Linked DNA regions of Mus musculus: region 2 is linked to region 1. A link is a loop called in an ENCODE intact Hi-C map of the cell type or tissue named here. Cell type or tissue: gastrocnemius. All regions are shown on one strand. Each heading gives the region's core, and the rest is flanking DNA. Links, peaks and the distances in the headings are about the cores only.

Region 1 (9,124 bases), core at 679-8,678:
GGGTGCCACGTGGCGGGCGCCGGGCCGGGAGCGCCAGGGCTCTGGCGGCGGCCTCCCTGGGGGATTTGCCGCGCGGCGCGGGCGGTGCGCACTGCCCGGGCGGCTGCCTGCCTCCCTCCTGCCTGCCCTGGCCTCCACCCGGGTGCCCCAGACCCCTCAGTTTTCCCGCCGCCGTGAACTCGGGGCAGCTCGGGATCCCAGCGCGTTGTTTGATCCCCGCCCCCAGTCTTTCCCGCGTCCGGGAGGCCTGGCACACAAGGCGCACCGGCTCGTCCCTTCGTCCCCTCCCCCAACCTCCCACTGAGATCATGTGAAAGATTTCTCCAGCTCTGGTCCCGGACGAGGTGGTGCTTCCTTGACTGCATGACCTTGGGCAAGCCCCCCCCACCCCCCTTTGTGATGGAACGCCAGACACTGTTAAACCCTGGGATTACCACGATGAGAGATAGAGTGGCCGCTCCCACGGAGTATTTATTCTCCAACCTACTGCAGGGGCGCACAGAACCGGGCTTTCTGGACAATGCTTGGGGATTCTGTTTTTCCCTTTGGGGGCTTAGATCGTGTTGCGGGGGGTTGAATCCGGAGGGGTGCCTTTAGGTCATGAAGCCTTCATCGGGTGTAGTTCATTAACAGTGCCTTTAGAAAGCTCGTTGCCAGGTATCTGTGTGGTATGGCTGCCATCTATAGATTCCCCACAAGATTCCCCTGGGAGTGCCTTTAAAAGAGGCAGTAGACAGAAGTAAAAGGATGTAGAGAATCCAGAACAATTAGTCATACGTTAAGCTTCTAGTAGGGCTACTGGTGGAGAGGATCTGTATTCTGTACCTCAGAAAAATATGGCTGAGGTGTTGGAAATATGCTGAGTCATGGGGATGGAGAGGAAGGGAGCTACCGATGGCGTTTAAGGCACAGAACCTGATGTCCTCAGTTATAGAACACTCACAGCGGGTGTAAATGGACATGTAAGAAATTTGAGATCACCACACACAAGACCCTTGGGCATCCTGCTTTATGAAGGACTCTGAACCTTCCCTTAAGACAATGAAGAGCCACAAAGGAGGTTCGCAGTGGAGAAAAGACATCAGGGCTCTCCTTAGGTGACCCTGAGGAAAGTGTCAAGAGCGGACTGCAGGGCTTGGAGACACAGGCCATCTAAGGGAATCAGACTAGTAGAGAGGGCTCCTAAGTGGCACAGGTAGGCTGACATGCTACCTACTTGGTTCAGGTTACCTGACCACTAACCACACACTCCACTGACTTGAGTTAGAAACTTGTTTGCCCTGGGCGAGCTGTTGTCTATTATTTCACAGGCTTCTAACCATTTTTATCTTCTAAGCCTCTCTTCTACCCGCCAGGACAGCCCTCCCCAGAGTTTGCAGATAAACCTTTACCTCAGTGTTTGACTTGCCTTTTGGGGAGAGAGGGAGAGAGAGGGAGAGGGAGAGAGAGAGAGAGAGAATATATATATGCTGCAGAGTGGGCCGGTCCCTATCTTGTTTGAAGAAATGATAAACAATGCCTTCTTTGTTACCCTGCAACCTGGACCAATGAGTTTGGGCACTCCTTTCATGTCCTAAACAGATGGGAAAGTAGTGGCTGCTGAAAGAAAATCGGTTGCTTTTTAAACAGTGGGGTTTTCCTGTATGTTTGAAAATCCTTTAGGTGAAAGGTGGGGTTACCTTCTTTTCAACCCCAATAACCTTCTTAGGCTTCTTTGAAAGCTATTTAAAAAACAAAACAAAACAAAACAAAAACCCTCAACAACAACATTCTCCCAGTGGGTGGGGTGGGGGCGTTTACCCCCTCTCCAGGTTCCCTCCAAGACCCTTCTTAGGCAATAAGGTCTGTTATGACTTTGACTGCTGTCTGCTCTTAAGCCCTCATGCCCCAACCTAGGATACCATCGTCCCTTCTAACGTTTCTCTAGTCTGATTCTATTGCCTCTTGGGCTTTGGTTCCTGGCAAACCAAGAAAGTGTGTGGAGGATGAATAAGTCACATAGGGTCTCCCAGTGCAGCCTCATGCTGTCCCATGGGTCAGGGAGTTAACCACAACTCCTTAACTGTCACTTTAGAACATTTACCCGCTAGAGTGAGCAACTGACTTCACATACACAGTTCTAAGTAGAGGGACAGCAGACCCATGTGATCAAACATTATGTATATGTTTGTGCCTCTGCACTGCCCTCTTGAAATAGTGTTAAGAAGCCATGGAGGTCCTGAGTCTTGACTCTGCTAAGTATTCAAGAACAAGGTCGCTTTGCAGACAGACCCCATAGATGAGGTTTTAGTCTCTTACTCTGGACAGAGAAGGTTTGTCAAATTGGTGCTGTCCACCCACCAACGCCAACGAGGGCAGTGAACTCAATATCCAGAAAGGCTTTTTCGACTTGAAAAGTTCCAAGGAATGTTTTTCAGTCATATCTTCCCCTACTCCCAAAGCAGGAGGAAGACGGAGTCCTGTGCCTCAGTGGGGATGTTTTGAGTGGAGGTCTTTTGGCTCCCATTATGGTGTCAATAAAACAGAATCTTAAACACTGCTTTGTGCCCAGTAATCAGTTGTAACGGGGGCTTCTCCCTGCCTGTCCCCAGTGTAACCCACCACCCGTGAGGGTCTGACTTCTCTGTCTTGCTTTATCACCTGTTGGCTTTTAAAGCATAAAACAAGTATCTGTAGCCTGGGAGAGACTCCCCTTTCCCCACTCGGTTTTTGGGACTGTTTTGTGGGTTTGGTTTAGAGCTAGGGAGGGGTGGTGGTGGTGGTATTTTGCCCGAGGACTCAAAGCTTTTTTTTCTTTCTCCCTCGCATGACTGACTTTCTCACACTCGGATTCCCTGCAGCCTGCCAGAGATGGAGGTTGCTGCCTTGCCAAGAGCTCTCCTGGTAGGGCTATTGAAAGAGCTCAGAGTAAGCACACACTGGGCGGGGTGGATCGCTCACCTCCCCTCCTACCTGCCCCGCACCTGTACTGGGAGCAGCCCTACACATATCACCTGATCACAGCCCTTTCAGACACCGTGAGAAAAATAAAGCCTAGGAGAGAAGAGACGTGTTTGCCTTTCCCCTGGGGTGGCAGCCAGCTAGCTCCTTGCAGCTGGGAGTGTCCAGAAACACATTTGACATTCCAGGCATCCTGTACTTGCATGTTTGTCTGTGGGTGCCTCCTGGCGAGACCGGGGGCAAGAAGGAAGCTGGAGATCATTTTCCTGTGGCCTCTTTTTTAGCCTGATCTCAGGCAGGCATTTAGATGGCATCTGGCATCAGTATCCTTTACTGAAATCATCATCACCATCGTCATCATGATGTCTTCTTAGATAAGAGTCTTTGAGCTCATCACAGAATCCCCAAAGAGAACTTCTCATAACCCTCAAAATGAATTCGAAATTGTTCCTCTATATGTCTTTATGTCCCCTTTGTGTCTATCTAATAAATATGTCTCAAACGAACAAGTGCCTCACCTTCTTACCCAAGGATGACCCCCAGATTTTGGGGTCAGAAAGGTTTAGGCAATCTGTGCCTCCTAGTGGGCACCCTAACCTCCAGAGAGGGAAGGGCTAGCTGGAGGAAATACAGCAATGTAAGCCTTGAGGCAAGGGGTGAGTTGTGGGGGGTGGAGGAGGCATAGCCCAGGCTTACCCACTTCGGTAGTACTGTGGCCCTCAGGTTGTTTTAGGGTGGGATTTACAGAGTTCCGGTCACCAGCCAGGGCCTGTATTTTAAAGTAGAGATATTAATAATGAGTCTTAATTTCTGCAACCCCAGAAACCTAAGCTGATCCCTGGCCAGCATTTAGATGGAGAAAGGAGAGAGATGTCTACTGGGAAAAGCAGGTTCGGGAATGCTTGGAACAAGAGTTTGGTTGCCATGCAGAGGCACTGGAAACAACTGCGAGACTGCATTCCATCTTTGATAAAAATAAGTCGCCACTTCTGAACAAAAAAAAAAAAAAAGGCTTGATTCCTGGCCAAGCCCAGACGGTGCTAAGAGAAGTCGGGAGGGGGTGGAAAACAGAGGCTTTCAACATTGGCTAATAGCCTGTAATGCTCCCCCGCCCCCTAACACTCACTGGAGCCAGCGAGACCAAGGGAATGTGCACTTCCCTAATGGGCTCTGGAGGAGGGTGGCTGCCAAGAAGACCTTCCTCAGCAGGGTGGGGGTGGGGTGCCCACGGTCTGCTCAACTCTCCCACTTGGCTGAGGCATGGGGGACTCAGGAGGCCCTAACTGTGCTCATAGCCAATAGCCTAACCCTCAGTGAGACTTCTGTGAGGTAAGCCTGAAGGCTCAGAGGTGGGGAAGGCATTTCCAGGCACCATGGGATGCTACCTCAGGACTGAGGGCAAGAAAGGTTCCAGCTGGGTTAATGACTGAGGCATGTGAGGACAGGCTCAAGGGCTCTGGGAAGGTTAGGAATGTGGGGGTGAAGCTAGGGCCCTCAAAACCCACGACCTGAAATTATGTGGCTTGCAGATAAGCCACTCAAATGGTGACATCAGACCCGAAGTCTCTCTAAAAATCAAAACCAAAATAAATATAACTGCCCAGAAAAATCAATTGAGTAAAATTCAAGAATGGATATGATATGCGCTGGGCCTGGTGATGCTGGTCTATAAATCCCTCTGAGGCTGGAAGATTACAAGGTCAAGACCCACCCGAGTTAAAGAGTTCAAGACCAGCCTTGGTAACTTAGATCGTGTCTCAGAAAGTCGAGGGCTGGGGATACAGCTTAGTCTTAGGAGGCCCTGTCTAGCATATATGAGACCTTACATACCACTCCCAGTACCTCAGCAGGGTGTGTGTGTGTGTGTGTGTGTGTGTGTGTGTGTATGTGTGTGTGTGTAATGGGTGAATACATACAACATATTTTCAATCTCCTCTGCTCCGCTCCATCCTCCAGTTTATCTCAGATTATAGGAAGCCACAGGCTCCAGGCACCACGGAAAGAGATTCTTCGTTCATGTAACAAGTGAGGAAACAGGCCAGGAGGAAATGGCTTGTACAAGTCCGTGGTTGCCTCTCTAGAGAAGGAGTAGCCAATCCTGGACCAGCCTCAGGCTCTCCACCTTTCGATCTAGAAACTCGCCCTACCCTCTCTATAGGAGAAGAACACTTTGGGTCACTGCATTACCCGGTATTTCAGCTGAGGAGGAAGAGGCCCTGCTGCGGTGCACCTTGGGTAATCTGAAGCATGGAGCTTTTAACAGACATCCCTGAGTTTTCTGGACTGTCTTGCCCAGGTTTGCTTATCATCCTGTCTTCTCTGTGAGGGAAGGAATCTTGACTCCTCAGTTCCAGGAGACAGAAAGGAGCCACAAGTACAGGCAGCCTGGCCCCTCCCAGCCATCCAAGCTAAGCCAAGCCACTTGGCCTTCTCTCTTAGGGTTAATCTTTATGCACTAAAACAATGGCTCCCAACCTGTGGGTAGAGACTGCTCTAGGGGGTCAGTCAACCCTTTCATGGGGTTGCATATCAGATACCCTACATATTTACATGATGACTCATAACTAGCAAAATTACAGTTATGAAGTAGCAATGAAATAATTTTATGGTTAGGAGTGACCTCAACACAAGGATCTGTATTAAAGGGTCACAGCGTTGTAAGGTTGAGAACCATTGCTGGGACAGGAAGATGGGGAGAGAGAATAGTTCTGTCCCTGGAATTTGAATCTTCAGATGCTAAGTTTTTCTCTCAGAAACATGACTTTAGGGGAGAGAACACACAGAGAGAGAGACCTTGCTTGAGCTTTGGGCTAATACCACATTTATCCAAGGGATGGGTAAGACAAATAATGATTTCCCAAGTTGCTGAGAGATGATGCTTGTGTGTGAACTATATATTTTCCTTTGGGATGCTGAACTTAGAGAACAGTTCAGGAAGAGAGTCCAGGGAGATGGCACAACTGTCTGCTATAGTCTCCCTCGGAAGATCTTAGAACGTGACATCGGCTTTCCCACTGAGGTTCCTTGAAAGAATTCTAGAACTTGTTCCCTTTCTCAGTGGTTAGTCATCTGCCCTGTGTGGTCTGTAGCACTGTAGTCATAGATCAAATCTCACAGAATGGAAGTGGGTTTTCATGGCGCCAGGGAATGGGGTGGAGAGACTGCATCCTGCTCTGGGGTCCGCATGGGGGGAAGAGGTTCCCGAGAGGTCACGGGATGGTTCAGGACAAAGGGAGACTCAGGACCAAACTTTAATCTCTGTCATCCCTTCAACTTCTGTGGGTGTGGTGGAGACTATTTTGGGTCCCCTTGGGGTTGCTCAGTATGTGGACATTGTGTGGAGTATGAACTGAGTTTTTCCTTTTGTGGGACTGAACTGCAACAGGGCCAATCTTGGCTGCTATCCTAGAAGGCCCATGGAAAATGAGCTCTCTGGAAACATGCTGGCGCATGCCAAGCTGGCCTGACCTCACAGGAGAGGCCTCTTGATCAAGTATGTTGTTAGCTCCTGGAGGAGGTTGCCAGGCACTGTGTGACTTGCACAAATATCCAGCTGGGCCTTAATCTCAGCAGGCTCCCACAGTCACTTAGGAACCAAGTACCCAAGTTCAAGTACTGTCCTGCATGATCTATACCCTCCTCAGTTACTCTCAAAGGCCTGCTGCTGGGGACAGCCAGCGACTTGGTTTCTGGACTGGTCTGTTGCCTTGGTGGAAGGCTCCTAGTCAGTTTGCCTTGTTTCTAATGAATGCTGTTGACTGTGAATAGAGTGAAGGTTAGATTTTTCCATTTCTGGTTAGTTGATTAATTCTGCACAACAAACTTTTTGAGCACCTAGTATGCGGGAGTCAGAGTTATGTATCTATTCGACAGTTACTTCCATATCTTCCCACTATACAAATGTTATTCATCTGTTTGGAATGGTGACATTCCAAGTTCATAGTTCAGAAATGCCACCCGACACACACACACTTCCTCTATTTTATTATTATTGAATGTTCATTTCATTATTTATTTACTTAATTATTATTTGTGTGTGTGTGTGTGTGTGTGTGTGTGTGTGTGTGTGTATGGTGCCAAGAATTGGAACCAGGTGCTCCCTAGGCAAGCAGTGTACAGTTAAGCTATATATGCTAAGCTGCATCTCACACTCCCAATTTCCCTTGATTCTCTAGTAAATGAGCTATTTGGGAAATAACCTCCTGCAGAGTAGACACTCTGATATCTGGATCATAAACACAGGAATCAGCTTCGATTTAAGGAGATCAGTTGTATGGGCAGTTAAGGGATCCTCAGGCCACACTTACTTTCCAAACTTTTAACTGCTTAGTCAGAGGGGTGGGTTTACCTTTGACCACGCCCAGTGATCACCTGTGGGCAGCCAGCACCCTCCTGGATACTCGTTTCCTGAGGAATCTGTGTCTGTCCGTGTTTTCCCAGGCCTATCTTTATTGATGGTTATTAAACACACACCAGCACACAGCAATGTGCAGGTACAAAGCAATTCCCAGGGTAAGGTACGTGGGAAGGAGCGAGATACTGCACTCTCAAACAATTCTCCTGTAATCGCAGCCTGCCATATCTTTGTAAAGTTAATAAGTAAGATTTAAGCAGGCAGGTCCCATCATGGCAACGCAGATAGAAAGGGTAAAAGTGCCAGTGGGTAGGCCAGGCATCCTCCTGGAAGACTGGCAGAGAAAACGAGAAGGGCAGCTGGGACAGGTGACCCCAGTGGGCCCTCACCCAGGCCATGCACAAGGGCAGCAGATGCCTGGGAGCTGAGACCCTACTTCTTGCGTCCCCTACCGTCCTGCTTCTCTTTTCCTGCCAGCTCCTCGTGGGAGATTCTGTGCAGTCAAGAAGTAGATAGTAATCCTATCCCGACACACTGGGTGAAGTGTGACTGGGGCACACAGAACACCTGTTTTTATAGAGCAGCCCAACACACCTGTGGTTTTATGGTGCCGAGTGATAAAGGAGGCTGTAAAGTCACAGGGGCAATGTCCTGCTATTTAAATAGAGCCTTCCTCTGGGAGTGGCGAGTGATCTCCAGCTGAGGTTTGATTGGCCCGATGATTACTCGCATTAGGAATGTTGGGCATAGACTGTGTATGTGCTCAGGAAAATCGGGCGAGCAGAGTACCTGCAAGGCTGACTTCCTTAGGAGACAGGCTGCCTGAGTTCAAGTTGGAACTTAGGTGATTTCTAGCTGTGTGACATAGTAATTCATAGTAATTCAATTTTCTTACACACACAAACACAAATAGAAAACATACAACTGTATATAATATATAAATATATATTTCTATATAAATATATAAAATATATTTTATAATATACTATATATTGTATATTCAAACATATATTTATCTATATAATATCTTATCTATTTATTTATGTAATATACTAACATATACTAATATATAATAATGATATATTATATGTAATTCATAGTATACATAATATATACTTGTATGTAATATAGGTATTATAGATATATGTATGTATTATGTATTAGCATATTTTAACATATGTAATATATGCATATATATATGTATATATAATACTTAAAATAACTTGCAAATATAATGTACATGTTTAGATGCTTTCATTTTTCCTATATGTGTATTTCTGATAACTAAAGTACTTCCATTCATCTAAAAACATTCACAGAATGTTAATATTGTCAAAGAAATAGATGGAGAAGCACTATAATGAGTTGGTCCATGCCCATATTTGATAGAACAGAAGCTTCAACCTGGTTAAATGAATCACAGCTCTGCAGCCAGGAGAAAGCTTTAAAGATGATCTGCCTCTGCTGTTTTTCCAGGGAGGAGGGTTGGCTAGCGCTTATTTGCTGGCAGATAGGGTGCAGAGCTTGGTGTGGCCTTGACTTCTTTGCAGTGAGCCTGGGCTCACAGAGAGGAACCGTATGCATGGTGCTAAGAGCGTCTGAAAGACTGTGGGCCAGGGTATGGGGTGTCCTTCTCCCACCTTGCCCAGCTCAAGGGACGGGGGACCCAGGACTCCAGAAAGATGCTCAAGCAAAGAAACAAAGCCCCAGACTTACTTAGGAAAGTAAGATTGGTGGATAAGATAAATATCCAAGACCTTTCTGGCTGGCTCCTTGTCTGTGTGGGTGGTCTCAGCTGGGGCACACCGGGGACAAGAGGCAGCGCTGTTC
Region 2 (9,124 bases), core at 373-8,372, 220 kb after region 1:
CAGGACTCAAGCCACTAACCACCAGCTGTTGACAACCCAGGGCTCACTCCAGCCATTAGCCACTGAGAACTCTAGCCACTGACCATTCAGGACTCACTCCATCTAGTGATCACTCAGAACTCCAGCTACTAACCACTCAGGACTCCAAGCCACTGGCCACCTAGGACACACTCTAGCTATTAACCACCCAAGACTCACTTCAGCTACTGACCACTCAGGACTCCAGCCGTTGACAATGCAGGACCTCAGGACCTCACAGCCCTACACCAGTGATCTGAGGGCATTATCCTCATTATTATGAGGCTTGCCCATAAGCCAATCTGATAGGGAACATTTTCTTAGCATGGGTTCTTTCTTCCCAAATGGCTCTAGCTTGTGTCAAGTTGATCTAAAACTACCTAGCACGAGTGTTATATCAGAGTCAGGGCCTGAAGCTGTTAGATGGCACATCAAATAACTCTATTCTTAAGTTGCAAAGTAGATCACAATTGTTAAGGAGGATAATCACCAAAAATTTTCTTGCCTAAAATCAGTGGAAGATTCTGTGTCGAGACAGCGCTAGAAACATCACAGGTGCCATCTGTTCACGCAGTTTTCTTGAGAAAGGAGAACATGACAGCTACTGCAGCTGTCACAGCTTACACATGGCCACCGCAGGACACTGTCTAAGCCTGTGCCCTCCTGAGAGTATAGATGTTTATGTGCCTGAAACACAGGGGCCATCTTTGTGTTCCTACTTTAAATTGTGAAATTCTAACCATCCACATTGGAAATTTGCCTGGAATTTCAACACACCTCTGCCCCACTATCAAGCAATTCCCCTGGTAGGTGGTTGCCTCGAAAAAATGAAATCAGGTTGAATGAACTCATGGTGGACTCCTCAGGACTTTTTATGGCAGTTTTGGTCACAAAGGCTTCAACCAAATGCATCTTAGATATCCCAAAATGGATGCAGGGATCAGTAGCTAATTGTGGTACATCCATGCCATGAAATAACATCCAGACCAAACAAAGAAAAGAAGAACCCACCACTGGAGCATGCAATAACACAGGCCTCAGAAAGCACACCAAACAAAGGAAGCCGGCCAGAAAGGAGGGCACGTCACACCATTCTACTTCTGTGACACTGTAGAGGAAAACATCCAATCTGGGAATAGGAAGCCAGGTTACCGTTTGCTTTATGCTCTATGCAGACAGAGGGACACAAGGATAGAGAATGAAGAAAACTCCCAGGGTGGTAGAAATGTTTCTGACTGGGTGCTAGATCACATGGGCACATTCATTTGTCAAACTTCACTGAGCATTTAAGGTCTGAATGTTTTACTTTGTGCAAACCTGTAGGAGGGTGGCAGGTTTAAGCAAGATTTTAGCTGTAGAAAGGAAGGTATAACATCAGCCATCCAGGCAGGGAGAGACTAGGTGGGTACAGAGCAGTTAAGCACTAGAGTGAGTTTGCAGAGTGTATCCAGGTCCAGCCAGGGCTTGGGAGAGCTGTCTTCCCACTAATCCTAATGGCCAGGGCCAGCCAGCATCTTGTGCTCCATGCCAGCACTGAGCTGTCACCATGGGTCTGACCACAGCTGCTTTAATAGCAGGTTGGGAGAGCCATTTCCTCTCGGCCATACGGCCACATCACAGCCGCTGGCAGCTCTCTCTGGCCTTCTTCCCTCCACCGCTGACTGCCTTGTGGAGTTCACTGAAGAGCTTTCCCTCTCTTCTTCCCCAGACACCCTTCTAGGATATTTCTGGACCCCCTCTGCCCTTTACATTACCTGAACTCTATGGATGATCAACTCTGGATCCTTGGAATTTGGGGGACAGCTTTCCTGGGCCACGTAAAAATCCCTTCTTGTTTTTCAAGTCCATCTCTGTTTTTTTTTTTTTTTTCTCAACCAAATTGTCAAATCAGATCTCTCCAGATGCCAGCATTTGGTAATAAGTTGCCAGACTGGATGCTCTTCCGAAACAGTATTTTGCTCACATTTTTTTTTTCATCTATTCAAATGCTATCTTAGCCTCTCACCAATTTCGTCACTAAAATGTAGTTTCCCAAATGTCAAGTTTGTCCTATTGAACACCAGCACCAAGCTCTAAGCCTCTTGGAGAACACACAGCTTATTATCTAGTTTTCTTGTCTGTAAGTCACAAGAAAACCTTTTTCATAAGCATAAGGTGACTAGATGAAGCCTTCCCCTTACTGTGATGTTTATATTTTCAATGTTAAAATGAAATCTCTGAGACACCAGACACATGGCACCCAGATGAAGCCTGGTTATCTGGATGTGGGGCCACGGGTGCAGTTCAAGGAAGTTTTGGTCACATGCAGCACGCTATAGCCTGGAAATGTGTATCTGCCACAGGGAGACCCCCAGCCCCAAGCTTGCTTCCCTCTTCTTCTCCTCTGACCCCAGCAACCTATGATCCCCTTTGGTGGAAAACCCAGAAATACAGTTCACCTAGGGTGTCTTGTACTGCTGCTAGAACTAACTCTTCTCAGGGGTCTCCCCTTAGGTGGGCCCACTGATGGAGAAAGGGGGAAGCAAGGTAGCAGGACGTTGGGCCCCTGGCCACCTAGTTCTTTAACCAGAGCCGGGGCCCTTTGATCTGTTTCCTATCTGGAGGGAGCTTCCATGTAAACCTATCAAGATCATGGATTACTGCTGCCACCTCCCCTGGTATTATGCCCAGCACCATCTGATCCTCCAGACGGACACACGAAGGTAGGCTGTCCCTCGCAGAGCTGAATCATGAGAAGTAATCTGCCTGACTATCAGTAAGCATTACTACCTGCGAGTCAGACTGGTAGGGAAGATGGTATCTGGGCTAATTTAGCTCTTGTCTCCCTCTCTCCTTCCTTCCCTCTCACTCCTTCTCTCCTTCCCCCTCTCCTTCCTTCCTCCCTCCCTCCCTCCCTCCCTTCCTTCCTTCCTGCTTTCCCTCCTTTCCTCTGGACCCATTCTGGTGTCTTGCCTGGACCAGACCTTCCTGTGGTAGTAAATTCCTTTCACACTTTTGAGTTGTTTCAAAGTGCATTCAGGAGGTGTGCGCGCCTTCCCTCTGGTCTAGACACAATTACAGTAGTCAGAGGAACTGGGCCTGTCTGAGACTCTCACTTGAGTCCACCTGGGCCCATCTGCTGCCGTCGTAAATCTACAGGGAGCCAAAGGTGACTGCCAGAGGGGGCTGCTGCAAGCTTTTCTTGCTACCAGTTGCTCCGAGTCGCCTCTGCCAGGCCCGAGAAGCGCTGACTCAGCAGAACCAGGCTGCCTCTTGGAGACACGGGGCAGGGTGCGAATTTAAAAGCACAGTGCAAGCCTACCACAGAGCAAACGCAGAACAAAAGGTTAATTCCACGGATAAACAGCTCTCGGTGGCGCTCGACCGAGCGTCTGGTTCCCATTTCGCGGTGCCATTCTGCCAGATGCTCTCTCTGCTCACACATCCTGCTAAGGCTGAGATGAAATACAAAACCAGAAAGCTGCAAGCGTTGCTGGCAGCACAGGGTGGCAACATGCGGGGACACAGAAACCTTGGGAAGTGTCTTAGCTGTTCGCAGACCGCACTACCGCAACTGGCAAGTGGGGGCGGGGCGCTTAGATAAGCTAGTAGAGCCTTACTTGCTCAGACTGCTCAGTCTGAGGAATTTTTTTTTTTTTTTTTTTTTTTTTAAAGAAAACGTGAATGCGAACGTCAATAGAGGGGGCATGGATCTCTTCACCATTCCTCGGGTGCACTGATGAAATTTAAGAGATTCAGGCCAGCTGGGCGTGGTGGGGCGCGTCTTTGATACTAGCACTTGGTTGGCAGAGAGAGGAGGATCTCTGTGAGTTCGAGTCCAGCCTGGTTTACAAAGTGAGTCCAGGACAGCCAGAGCTGGTTATACAGAGAAACTCTGTCTCAAACAAACAAACAAACAAAAACGAACAAAAGATGAAAGCCATATGTAGTGACTCTTGCCTGGACAGCCAGGACTTAGGAAGTAGGGGCAGAAAGATCAGGAATTCAAGGTCAGGCTGGTGAGATGGCTCAGCAGGTAAGAGCACTGACTGCTCTTCCGAAGGTCCTGAGTTCAAATCCCAGCAACCACATGGTGGCTCACAGCCATCCATAATGAGATCTGACGCCCTCTTCTGGTGTGTCTCAAGACAGCTACAGTGTACTTACAAATAATGATAAATAAATCTTTGGGCTGGAATGAGCAGGGCTGGAGCCAGCTGGGTCAAAGCGAGTAGAGGTCCTGAGTTCACAAACATCTGTACAGCTACAGTGTACTCATATACATAAAATAAATAAATAAATAAATAAATCTTTAAAAAAAAAAAGTTCAAAGTCGTTGGAGACCTTGTCTCAAAACAAAAAAGTGGAACGGAAGCAAAAGAGTCACGCGAGGCTCGGTCCGCTTTCCCCAGACTAGGAGATCTAGATTCTTTTCTTGTATATCTTCCTTTGTGTAATGTATTATTACAAGTGCCCATTAGTCCCCCTATGAGCAGGCAGGAAGGACGATTCACCATCTTAGGCATTGACTGCATCCTGTATGAAGAGCATCGTGGACCCTCATGTTTCCTTAGCAAAGGACCCAGACTTGATTAACTTTAAATATTCTATAAGACATTAAATGTAAGTTTGCAAATGCACCACGGAGAGTCGTCTATTTGTGTTTTCTGTCCCTGAATCCCAGAGGTGGCTCCTGTCTCTTCCCATCTGGAAAGTGAATATGCTGTCCTGGATGCTTTGCTGTCCACAGACAGAAGAAGGGACTGGGCCCTGAGGTATTCTCCATCTTGTTGAACACTGTGTCCAATTGCATTGTCCAAAGCAGCAGGTAGCGGTGAAAGGCCTGTAGGCCCCCATTGTGACCGCCTTGGCTGCAGGTGAAAGGTCAGGTCTCAGGCAAGACTCTGACCCTTAACTTTTTTGTGACGACTGTCACAAGGTAGATTAATCAGATTTATGGCATTAAGCTCTAGCAATATCTTTATCCCCTCAGCTCTTTTTCTCCAGCAAAACTCTGTTGGGAAGGACGCAAAAAAAAAAAAAAAAAAAAAAAAATCTGATGAAGCGCGAGCAGTGTTTTTGGTTTATCTCTCACAGTCTTTATTACAAATTGGAAAGTATCGGTCGTGTAGAGGGAGGCCAGGCAGCCCCTTCCTTCAAACAGGGCTTTTATAAGTTCCAGCAAACTGTCCTGGCCCTCAATCAAATGCTCCTTACTGCGGGGACAATGGCGAGGCCAGGGTTCGCTGGTGCCGGTGAGTTTCTTGATGTGGGGCAGACCCTTCTTACTTGACCAGAACAAGCCAGCAATGTCCATAATTAGGACGCTTTGGGCTCATCCCGAGCAGCCCAAGCAGTTGTGGGGCCTGAACGGGACTCAGAGGGGCAGGTGGTCTGCTAGGGGCATAAACAGAGAAGCCCGCAGCTTCAAAGCTCGCAGCAGGCGTGGGAAGGCAGGAGACTGCTGACGTCACAGGGGCTTTTCATCCAGCCTCGCAGGAGAGCACCAACTTCCTGCTGATAGAAATTTGTCCGCAATTTTTTTTCTCATTCAGAAGTGACGGGATCCAGGAGACACTGGCTAGATATGATGACTTGATTAAGACTTGTATAGGCGACCCACATGCCTGGGAACTGGCCAAGAGGGAGCAGGCATCAGCCCGCTCCAGGCTTTCACCAGGAAAGCTGACAGACTGCAGCTAGCAGGTTTCTCCACTCTGGGCTGTGAGGCTGTCAACATTCTGGACTCAGTGGCCCTCTGCGTTGCACCTGTGATTTTGGTATAGCTCTGAAGAGAAAAAGAAAATAACACGGGACTATTTTCCCCATAGTAATTTGCAGTGTGAAGGCAGATCACACAGACTGGACAATTATTTCCTAAGCATCTATTGTGCTCTGAGCCCTGAGCACGCTCTCTAAGATGACATGAGGCTGGATACCAGAGTGGAGGTGGGGAATGTTCATTACGTCTGGGCCAATCGTGTTGCTAAAAGGAAGATCAGTAAGATACAAAGCCTGATTTTGGGGGGGGGGGGGGGGGGCAGATACACTACAGTTGTATTTCATATCTGAGTGTAAATATCCCTCCCACCTTTTAGCTAGAGCAATAGTAGTAGAACTTTGTGACAGTGTTATCATAGGACTAAGTGAAATAATGTCCATCAAATATACAGCAATATGCCTTTAATAAGAATTTAATAAATGCCAATTGCTTTTATAATTATAATGATTATTTATTAAGCACTGACAGCCACAATAGTGCTATGTGCTACGTGGGCAGGGACACCAGCTCCATCCTGTAAGTGAAGAATTTGAGTTCATGGAAGTGAAGTTCTTTGTCCAGTCCAGGATTACACTGCAGGCAGTGGCAGATGGAAGCACCTTAGGCTCCCAAGGTAGCATGAAGACAGAGCTAAGTGTGTAGTGTTTGCCCCAGCAAGAAATAAACATTGTATGGAGCCTCTAAGATTTGGGGGTGATTTGTTATAGTTGTTTAGCTTTCCCTAATGTGGCCAAATGGCAGGCTCACCTTCATATCTTGAGTAAGAGAATATCAGAGGCCAAAAAAGCCCTGAAATAGCAGGGCTCCTGGTCTTTGGGGGGGGGGGGCGGGGGGGAGAGAAACTCCACAAAAAATGGAGACATGACTAGACCATCTTGTCTGCTGGGATTCACTTAGGTTGGTCCCACACGCACACCCCCAGGTTACTTTGAGGTTTTCGTCACTGTCGGTTTTGTGTACACACACACACACACACACACAGCTCTTCTTCATTTGCATCATGACAGAGACCAATTGTTTGCTGTAACTCTTACTGTTTGGAAACAGAAGGTAAGAATTCAGGGTGACAAGGAGTATCTAGGATAGAAGAAAAGATAAACCCGGGAGCCAACAAATCCAACATTGTAATAAATGGTGGCTTTAATCTCTCATTCTACTGCCAAGATTGCCACTGGTCTCCATGGTGTCTTCAGTCCCAGCCTCTACATACCATTCCAGTTACCTAGGCATGCGAGCATTCCCACATTTACTTCTCTCTCTCTCTCTCTCTCTCTCTCTCTCTCTCTCTCTCTCTCTCTGTGTGTGTGTGTGTGTGTGTGTGTGTGTGTGTGTGTGTGTGTGTGTGTGTGTGTCAGGGAAGAATAGAGGGGAGAGGTACACATGCCTGTGGCTAGAGGTTGGCATTGGGTGTCCTCCTCAGTTGCTCCCCACCTTATTTTTCAAGACAGGCTCTCTCACTGAATCTGGGGGTCACCTATTGGACTAGTCCAGTTGTCCAGCAAGCTCCAGAGGCCCCTCCATCTCTGCCTTCTTGGCCCTGAGATTACACACATGCCTTGCTATAGCCAGCTAAGTTCCAGACCTCCTGCCCGAACAGCATAAACTTACTGAATGAACACCCAGGGTCTCCCTAGGCCCTCAGTTTTGAATGCTCTATCAATCCTACTGGGTTCTTCTGCCTACTTCTCCAGAACCCTAGTTTCCATCCTTGCCATCATATCTGTAGGCTATCTCCTCCAAAGTTTGCAGTCCTGGACATAGTCCAGCATTTCTGAGTCTTTGCCTCCTACTACTCAGTGGGGACCAAGCCCCTGTGCATGTCTGGCAGCACCTGGGTTATAGACCCCCCACCTAGGCCTGGCATTTGCCTACCTTGATCTGAAAGAGACCAGAAACAGGATTTCCATGGGAAAGACAGGAAATAAAATGATAACCTCTCAACTTAAAAAAAAAAAAAAAAAAAAAGAAAAAGCTAAATAATGCCCAGTGTTTGTTTGGGTAAATAATCAAAACAAAACAAAACAAAAACCCAACAACCAGCCAAACAAACCAACCCTTTTCTTGGAGTGTGCTGGCATTACCTTTCACAGATTCACGTGTCCATACACTGGGCTCCCACGGCCATCATTTGCATAGGTAGGAGTGTGGTGGTGCGGTTTCCTGTTGTCTTTATGCTGATGTTCAATCTCCTCTTCTCCCCTCACCCCACCAATTATTGAATGCCTTTTTAAAAAAAAGAAAGAAAGAAGGAATCCCCTAACCCAGCAGATGTGTGCGAGCTGTTTGATCTTGGGGCTGAATAGGAACCAAGGTTCTGAGGCTTAGATTATGGTGCAAAAGAGGGGGAAAAAATCTTAAGGGGAACTCTATGAAGGCGGAAGTTTTAGCTTTGATCTCCCTCATTGAGTTTTGCTGCCGGGGTGTGTTTATATCTATTTCTATTTATCTTTTTAGCTCTGAAATTCCGTGCTGCTGTGTCTGCCTTTTGTAACACAACAGAAGGGAGTTTTGTCTAGTTCCGTGCAAGCGATTTAAGTCACTTAAGGTAAGAGTTTAATTTCTCTGGGAAACCAGAAGAAGCCTACAACATAATTTATGGATATCTTTTCCTTTAAAGGATTTTAAAAATAATTGGGGCCACTTTATTTCAAACCAAATGGAAAGAGGCCTATTAAAAAGCAGAGAGGCCTCATTCCAGACAAGGTCTGACTTACCATTCAATTCCTCATTTGCACATCTTCCTCACTAAAGAAAACCCAGACCCTAGGAAGCGTTCTGACCTGCGCAATTTAGAAGAGAGAAATTAAAGTGCATTTATTTATAGCTAAATCCTGTTTCAGAATTTTCCCCAAAGGGGGCTTCTTCAGCTCAGAAAATTGAGTAAGTCTGAGAGTTAACTTGAGAAGGCTTAGAAGGCACCTTCCGTATGGTGGCATTGTGTAATGTCATAGAGATAACCAGTGTGACGGGCTGGAGACTTAGTTCCTACAGCAGGTGGAATGGTGGCTTTTCAGTGTGATACGAACACACCCATCCCCCTCCCGATACTGTTTGCTTGTTTCATTTCAGTTTGAAGATTGCCACAAGTTCTCAGTTACTCTGTGCATTTATCTTCCTGCCCATGCTTTATATGCATTTTTCAGTTAATTTCCCAAGTCAGAGGTCATACGAGTATAACCCAGTGACTGAGCATTTGCCTGCTATGAGCCCCAGGCACGGGGCTCTGGGTTCATCATGGCAAAGAAAAATCAAAGGAACAAAATACATACATGTACAATATTTAATATACATCCAACCAATCAATCAATCAATCAATCTATAGTTATTAAACTTACTATGTCGCAG

What was found. Peaks named below come from ENCODE experiments on the same cell type or tissue, not always from the same donor. Only the 100,000 strongest peaks of a DNase experiment are listed, where the experiment ranks them.
Region 2: it touches region 1 in a loop (2.5-fold over the local background); 13 of 42 quality-filtered maps call a loop at or near these places.

The regions. Positions count from the first base shown.
Region 1 is chr16:30,054,435-30,063,558 of GRCm38, reverse strand. No RefSeq gene overlaps it. Among named protein-coding and RNA genes, the nearest start is that of Hes1, 6.4 kb to the left of the region's middle. In gastrocnemius, for the core only: no CTCF peak of the experiment used is centred there; DNase peaks (open chromatin) are centred at 2,851, 3,133, 4,072 and 6,416; H3K4me3 peaks cover 35 bases; H3K27ac peaks cover 2,423 bases.
Region 2 is chr16:29,833,769-29,842,892 of GRCm38, reverse strand. It overlaps Gm32679 (a long non-coding RNA gene), which reads left to right. Exons shown (of 4, transcript XR_875997.2): 3 at 8,234-8,324. Among named protein-coding and RNA genes, the nearest start is that of Gm32679, 12 kb to the left of the region's middle. In gastrocnemius, for the core only: no CTCF peak of the experiment used is centred there; DNase peaks (open chromatin) are centred at 3,246, 3,526, 5,457, 5,606 and 2 more places; H3K4me3 peaks cover 892 bases; H3K27ac peaks cover 700 bases.